Regions from separate parts of the Homo sapiens genome. Here regions 2 and 3 are each linked to region 1. Evidence: read pairs that join two places in POLR2A ChIA-PET (ENCODE). Cell type or tissue: GM12878. All regions are shown on one strand.

Evidence for each region. Peaks named below come from ENCODE experiments on the same cell type or tissue, not always from the same donor. Only the 100,000 strongest peaks of a DNase experiment are listed, where the experiment ranks them.
Region 2: POLR2A ChIA-PET joins it to region 1 with 8 read pairs; 8 of 35 experiments call an interaction of 5 or more read pairs at or near these places.
Region 3: POLR2A ChIA-PET joins it to region 1 with 5 read pairs; 12 of 35 experiments call an interaction of 5 or more read pairs at or near these places.

Annotation. Positions count from the first base shown.
Region 1 is chr20:38,841,604-38,844,103 of GRCh38, reverse strand. All of the region lies in intron 2 of PPP1R16B (protein phosphatase 1 regulatory subunit 16B), which reads right to left. Among named protein-coding and RNA genes, the nearest start is that of PPP1R16B, 37 kb to the right of the region's middle. RefSeq lists an enhancer at 1,232-1,341. In GM12878, no CTCF peak of the experiment used is centred here; a DNase peak (open chromatin) is centred at 1,403; H3K4me3 peaks cover 1,463 bases; H3K27ac peaks cover 2,380 bases.
Region 2 is chr20:38,909,712-38,912,211 of GRCh38, reverse strand. The region is part of intron 10 of PPP1R16B (protein phosphatase 1 regulatory subunit 16B); the gene reads right to left. Among named protein-coding and RNA genes, the nearest start is that of FAM83D, 15 kb to the left of the region's middle. In GM12878, no CTCF peak of the experiment used is centred here; no DNase peak of the experiment used is centred here.
Region 3 is chr20:38,789,740-38,792,239 of GRCh38, reverse strand. No RefSeq gene overlaps it. Among named protein-coding and RNA genes, the nearest start is that of PPP1R16B, 15 kb to the left of the region's middle. In GM12878, a CTCF peak has its summit at 1,589 (motif pointing right); no DNase peak of the experiment used is centred here.

The sequences.
Region 1 (2,500 bases):
AAGAACCATTCAAAATGCCAGACAGACCAATGGATTTTGATGTAAATTGATATGGCTTCAGATTCAGCACTGCAACTAACCTTTAAGAAACTACTACTTGTTGAGTTTAGATGTAGTATCAAAGAATATCCACAATATCTGAAAAAGCAATTAAAATATTTCCTCCCTTTTCCAACTACATAAGATTTTCTTTATTTACTTCAACCAAAATAACATATCACAACAGATTGAAGGCAGAAGCAGATAAGATACTCCAACTGTCTTCCATTAAGCCAGATCTTAAAAAGATTTGCAAAAATATAAAACAAGGCTACTCTCCTCATTGCTTTTTTTTTTGTTTTGAAAAATATAATTTTTCATAAAAATATTTATGTTAACATGTGGTGGTTTTAAAACATGTCCACAAATTCTCTCTTCAAAAGATGAAGCTTAATTCCCCACCCCTTGAGTGTGGGCTGGACCTAGTGAGTCATTTCTCATGAATAGAAGATGGTAGAAGTGATGGTACATGATTTCCAACACAAGGTCATAAAGGCATTGCGGATTCCTCTATCTCTTGGATCACTCACTCTGAAAAAAGCCACCTGCCATGCTGAGAGAACACTCGAGCTGTCCTATAGAGAGGGCCACATGGCAGGGAACTGAGGCCTCCTGCCAAGAGCCATGCCAGTGAGCCATCTTGGAAGTGGATTCTCCAGCCCCAGGTAAATCCTGAAGTGACTGCAACCTTATGAGATATCCTGAACGAGAACCACCCAGCTGAGCTGCTCTGGATCCCTGAGCCACAGAAATTGTGTGAGGCAGTATATGTTTATTGTTTTAAGCTGCTAAATTTTGAGTTCATCTGCTACGCAGAAGCAGATAGCCAACAGATAATGTGTTTATCATTCTGACTTAATGAATGAATAAATATTTAATGCCTCCGTTTAAATTTCGAATACAGTAAATATGGGTAGATAGAACCCAGCTAAACCAAAGCTTTTAGGAGTTCTCAGGTTTTAAGAATATAAAGGGCCTCTGAGACCAAAAAGTTTGAGGACCACTTCCCTAAACCCTTTACAAACTGCCCCTTTATCAAACTTTCCACAAATCACCCCATATAAAATCACCATTTGTTTCCTCCCAGGACGCTGCCTGACACAACAATACCAAAATATTATCAATGGTTGTTGCTGTTCAGGGGGAATATGGGTGATTTTATCTTCTTCTTAATGCTTCTTTTTTTCTGTACTTCTAAAAGTTTCTGTAACAATAACAGGGTTTTTTTTTTTTTAATAATTAGAAGAAAAGAAACTTCCCTTTTTAAAAGGACCAAAAGTGAAAGTCTGAGCTAGTTCCTGTAGATGAGCTGCTGGTTTAAGATGGTGGTGGCAAGGCCCAGGTGTCCAGCACTGTGCCTGGGGGTGGGGGAGGGGGTTGCAGGTGGCAGGGATGACTGAGCACCCCACCCACCTGACCCCAGTCAGAACAGCTCCTTCCTTTGTTTTACATATTGGGTTTCTGCATAATATCTCATTTAAAGAAAAGTTTCCACTGCTTAAAAAAGAGTTTGAAAACTTTTACAGTGAGAAAAATCATTAAATTTAATAAGAGTTAAATTTAGAGTACAGAAGAATCACTCAAACATTTTTTGAATGAGAATTTCCATAAAGAAAACCCTACACATTCTGAGAGAAAAACAGAAGTCTCTAACAACTTAACATACATTCAATGGTTTCAAGGGAGGCTGGGCTATTGTGGCCCTAGAAAGAAGTTATATCTGGGGCTAAAGAGTTTATCTTGGGGGCCCCAAATCAAAGGGCCCAAGATGCCAGCAGAAACACCAGGATGCCTAAGGCCAAAACAAACACAGATCAGTACAGCAACTGAGGGTTCTCTAGTTTTCTAGTGAAAACAAAAGCAGGAAGTACAGGACTGCCTGGTGGTTAAATACATGGGCTTCGGAGAAACTGATCTGGGTTTGAATCCTGGGATTGAGTCTGACACTTAAAACCTGTGAGACCTTGGCAGGTGACTTAGTCTCTCTGAGCTTCAAATTTCTCATCTGTAAAATGGGGGATGAGAATTCACACAGTGAAGCCATTTTCCAAGACAGTACAGCAGTTTCTTAAAAAGTTAAACATAATTTACCATATGACCCAACAATTCTATTCCTAGGTAATGACCCAAGAGAAATGAAAACATATATCCACACAAAGACTTGTACCCAAATTTGCCTTCCAGCATTCTTCATCCTACCCCAAAATAGAAATAATCCAAACGTTCACCTACTGGTGAATGGATAAACAAAATGCGGAATATCTATACAATGGAATACTACAGGGCAATGAAAAGGAATGAAGCCCTGATATATGATGTCACACCAAGGATGAACCTTGAAAGCAGTATTCTGAATGAAAGAAGCCAATCACAAAGATCATATACTGTATGATTCCATGTAAATAATATGTCCAGAAAAGGCAAATCTATACAGACAGAAAGTAGATTATAGTTGCCTGGG
Region 2 (2,500 bases), 68 kb before region 1:
AGGAGAATCACTTGAACCCGGGAGGCGGAGATTGCAGTGAGCCGAGATGGCGCCATTGCACTCCAGGCTAGGCAACAAGAGCGGAACTCTGTATCAAAAAAAAAAAAAAAAAAAAGACTGACTATACCAAGGGTTGGCAAGAAACACTCTGCCATGGGAAAGCAGACAGGTACAAGGCACCTTGGAAAACTGCTTGGTAGTATCCACTAAAGCTAAACATATGCCTACCCGTGACTCCAGCTGCTTTCCTGGGTGTTTTCCCAACACAAAATAGTGCTTATGTCCACCAAAAGACATGTACAAAAATGTTTATAGGAGCTTTATTCACAGGAGCCAGAAACAAGAAACCCAAATGTCCACCAAAAGGAGAATGGAGGCCAGGAGCAGTGGCTGACCCCTGTAATACCAACACTTTGGGAGGCCGAGGAGGGTGGATCGTTTGAGGTCAGGAATTCAAGACCAGCCTGGCCAATATGGCGAAACCCCATCTCTACTAAAAATAGAAAAATTAGCCGGGCGTGGTGGCACGCACCTGTAATCCCAGCTACTCAGGAGGCTGAGGCAGGAGAATCGCTTGATCCTGGGAGGCAGAGGTTGTAGTGAGCCAAGAGCACGCCACTGCACTCTAGCTTGGGTGACAAAGCGAGACTCTGTCTCAATTTAAAAAAAAAAAAAAAGGAGCATGGATATGTAAATTTTAATATTCAAACAATCGAATTCTAGAAAGCAATAAAAAAGAATGAGGCGGCCAGGCGTGGTGGCTCACGCCTGTAATCCCAGCACTTTGGGAGACTGAGGCGGGTGGATCACGAGGTCAGGAGATCGAGACCATCCTGGCTAACACGGTGAAACCCCGTCTCTACTGAAAATACAAAAAATTAGCTGGGCGTGATGGTGGGCACCTATAGTCCCAGCTACTAGGGAGGCTGAGGCAGGAGAACGGCATGAACCCGGGAGATGGAGGTTGCAGTGAGCCGAGATCGCGCCAATGCACTCCAGCCTGGGGGACAGAGCAAGACTCCATCTCAAAAAAAAAAAAAGAAAAAGAAAAAAAAAACAAGAATGAGGCCAGGTACAGTGGCTCGTGCCTATAATCCCAGCACTTTGGGAGACTGAGGCAAGAGGATCATTTGAGCCCAGGAGTTTGAGACCAGCCTGGGCAACATAGCAAGATTCCATCTCTAAAAAATTTTGTTTTGTTTTGTTTTGTTTTGTTTTGAGACGGAGTCTCGCTCTGTCCCCAGGCTGGAGTGCAGTGGCTCGATCTTGGCTTACTGCAACCTCCACCTCCCGGGTTCAAGTGATTTTCCTGCCTCAGCCTCCTGAGTAGCTGGGACTACAGACGCGTGCCACCATGCCCAGCTAATTTTTGTATTTTTAGTAGAGATGGGGTTTCACCATGTGGCTAGGATGGTCTCGATCTCTTGACCTTGTGATCCACCCACCTCGGCCTCCCAAAGTGCTGGGATTACAGGCATGAGCCACGGCACCCAGCCAAAAATTTTTTTTAATTAGCCAGGCATGGTGGTGCATGCCTATAGTCCCAGCTACCCAAGAGGCTGAGGTGGGAGGATCGCTTGATCCCAAGAGGTCAAGGCTGCAGTGAGCTAGGATCACACCACTGCACTCCAGCCCAGGCAACAGAGTGAACTCCTGTCTCAAAAAAAAAAAACAAAAAAAAACTACTGCTATATGCCACAACGTGGGTGACTCTCACAGATGTAAAAAAAGCCAGACACGAAAGAAACTGCAGGGTCATTCATATGCATATACAAAATTAATCTTTAGAACTCAAAGTTAAATAGTGACTACATTTGGAGTGGGGGAAAGGACGGAGAGAGAACATGGATGATGAAAATGCTCTATGAATTCATCTGAGTGTGTACATTTGTAAAAGGTTGTTGAAAATCTCATTTAAGATTTGTCTACTTGGCCAGGCATGGTGGCTCACACCTGTAAGCCCAGCACTTTGGGAGGTCCAAGTGGGTAAGGATTGCTTGAGGTCAGAACTTCAACACCAGCCTGGCCAACATGGTGAAACCCCATCTCTACTAAAAATACAAAAATCCACCAGGCGTCGTGGCGGGCACTAGTAATCCCAACTACTCAGGAGGCTGAGGCAAGAGAATCGCTTGAACCCGGGAGCACAGGTTGCAGTGAGCTGAAATCACACCACTGCACTCCAGCCTGGGTAACAGAGCGAGGCTCCATATCATAAAAAAATAAAAAAATAAAAAAAGATTTGTCTGCTTTACCATACTTAAGTTACACCACAATCACAAAGGAAAAATAAATAAAGCACAGCTGGGAGACATCTGAAATGTGATTTGATACTGATCTACATCTCTTTTCTCACCAATCCTCAGACTAAGGGGCCAGGCAGAACAAATCTTCCCTACGTGCCCTCTCCATCACCAGCTGGTGGCTTTGATGTGGCCTCCCCTTGGGCAGGCACCTTCACACCTCCTGGTGAGACAGGCAGTAGGTGACCCCACTGTTC
Region 3 (2,500 bases), 52 kb after region 1:
CTGCTGACCTTCTTCAGGCTTTGGTAGGTGCTCACACCACTTGCCTCAGTTTCCCCATTCATAAAATGGGTATGATAAAAGTAACTATCTCCTAGGTGCATTATGTGGACTAGATAAGCATAGGCACTTGGCGCAGTGCCTGATAGGTTATAAATAACTCAGCAAAAGTTAGCTTTTATTGTTATTAATCACACCCTTTCTCCATTCCTACAAGGAACTCCTTCCCCACTGCCCCCCCTTTTTTTTTTTGAGGCAGAGTTTTGCTCTTGTTGCCCAGGCTGGAGTGCAATGGCACAATCTCGGCTCACTGCAAGCTCCTCCTCCCGGGTTCAAGCAATTCTCCTGCCTCAGCCTCCTGAGTAACTGGGATTACAGGCATGCGCCACCATGGCTGGCTAATTTTGTATTTTTAGTAGAGATGGGGTTTCTCCATGTTGGTCAGGCTGGTCTTGAACTCCCGACCTCAGGTGATCCACCCGCCTCGGCCTCCCAAAGTGCTGGGAATACAGGCGTGAGCCCCCACGCTTGGCCCCTTCCCCCCTTTTTAGACATGAAAATCTCATGGCTTCCCTTAATATTACTTGACATTCCAAAATACAGGTCTGAAAGCAATCCTTTTTCATAAAGCATGGGACTACATGTGCTTAGGAATTTCACAATTTTTTGAATTTTATAAATGCAATGTGGTGGGTGCATAGAGTCTATATCAGTGACTCTCATATGTGAGCGTGAGTCAGAATCTCCAAGAGGGCTTGTTAAAGCACAGAGGGCTGGGCCACACTCACTCCGTAGGTCTGAAGTGGGGCCTGAGAATTTCCATTTCCATTTCCCATTTGATGCCAATGCAGCTGGTCTCAGAACCACACTTTGAGAACTACTGCTATTTTACGACATCCTTAGAGGGGTCTAGAGCAGCACCCCCAAATCAAATATTATTATTTCTACTGTGGGCTGGGCATGGTGGCTCACACCTGTAATCCCAGCACTTTGGGAGGCCGAGGCAGGCAGATCACCTGAGGTCAGGAGTTTGAGACCAGCCTGGCCAACATGGTGAAACCCAGTCTCTACTAAAAATACAAAAATTAGCTGGGTGTGGTGGCGGGTGACTGTAATCCCAGCTACTGGGGAGGCTGAGGCAGGAGAATCACTTGAACCCGGGAGGTGGAGGTTGCAGTGAGCCTAAATCGTGCCATTGCACTCCAGCCTGAGCGACAGAGTGAGACTCCGTCAAAAAAAAAAATTAAAAAAAAAATCTTACTGTGAAATGTTAATGAAAGACTATAAATAGCCTTAAGCCAGTTCGGATTAGATTTAGCTACTGAGTAAGCTTTTATAAACTGATGCAAACGCTTTGAGTTTGCAGAGAATTTTGGATTTTGGAAGAGTGTAAGGGATTGTAGACTTGTAAATGAAATTTCATGACCAAAGATGAAAGCATATTAAAAAAAGTAATTTTCGAATATGCTTTTTAAAACTACACTTGATCCACCACCATCAGGGATTATGAATGTGGAATGAATGAATGAATGTGAATAAACTCTTAAGGAAGAAGAAAGGGCGAAACAGCGGGTCTTGCATAGTTTCTATTGGCCACCAAGTGGCAGTATCAGGTCTCTCTCAAAGTTCGGGAGTGCTCGGGAGAGGGGCGTTCTACGCTGTTACGTCAAAAACAGAACCAGGCTGTGGGTAGCTGCTCCATCTAGAAGAGCCCTTGGGAGATGCTATTGCTTTGTATCCAACTACTCCAAAACTTAGAGGGGTAAAACAACCATTTCATTATGCTTATGAATTCTGTAGGTCTGAAATTTGGAAAAGGTGAAGCAGGGATAGTTTGTCTTTTCCACATGTCCCGGGCCTCAGGTGGAAATACTTGTTGGCTGGGGGTGACTCACCAGCTGGGGGTGGGGACGTGGAGGGGGGGGTGACTCAATAGCTGGGAGCTGGAATCATCCGGAGGTGTCTTCATTCACCTGTCTGGGTATTGATGATGGCTGTCAGCTGCAACCCCTACCAAGGGTCTCTCTGTGTGGTCTCTCCGTGAAGGCTAGCTCAGGCTTCCTCACAGCATGGGCTAGCCTGGGCTTCCTCACAGCATGGGCTAGCCTGGGCTTCCTCACAGCATGGCAGCTGGGCTAGCTTGGGCTTCCTAGTATGGTTGCTAGGCTAGCTCAGGAACAACATGGCAGCTAGGCTAGCTCAGGCACAGCATGGCTGCTGGGCTAGCTCGGGCTTCCTCATAGCATGGCGGTTGGGCTCAAGTGTGAGTTTCAAGGAGAGGAGAAATAGGACACCCTTTGATGGGAGGGATGTCAAAGTCAATATATTCGTTTGCTAAGGCTGCCATAGCAAAGGACCACAGTCAGGGTGACTTAAGCAACAGAAGTTTATTCCTCAGAGTTGTAGAGGCAAGAAATCCAAGATGGGGTGTGGGCAGAGTTGGTTTCTCCTAAGGACCCCCTCCTGGGCTTGCAGATGGCTGTCTTCTCACTGTGTCCTCACA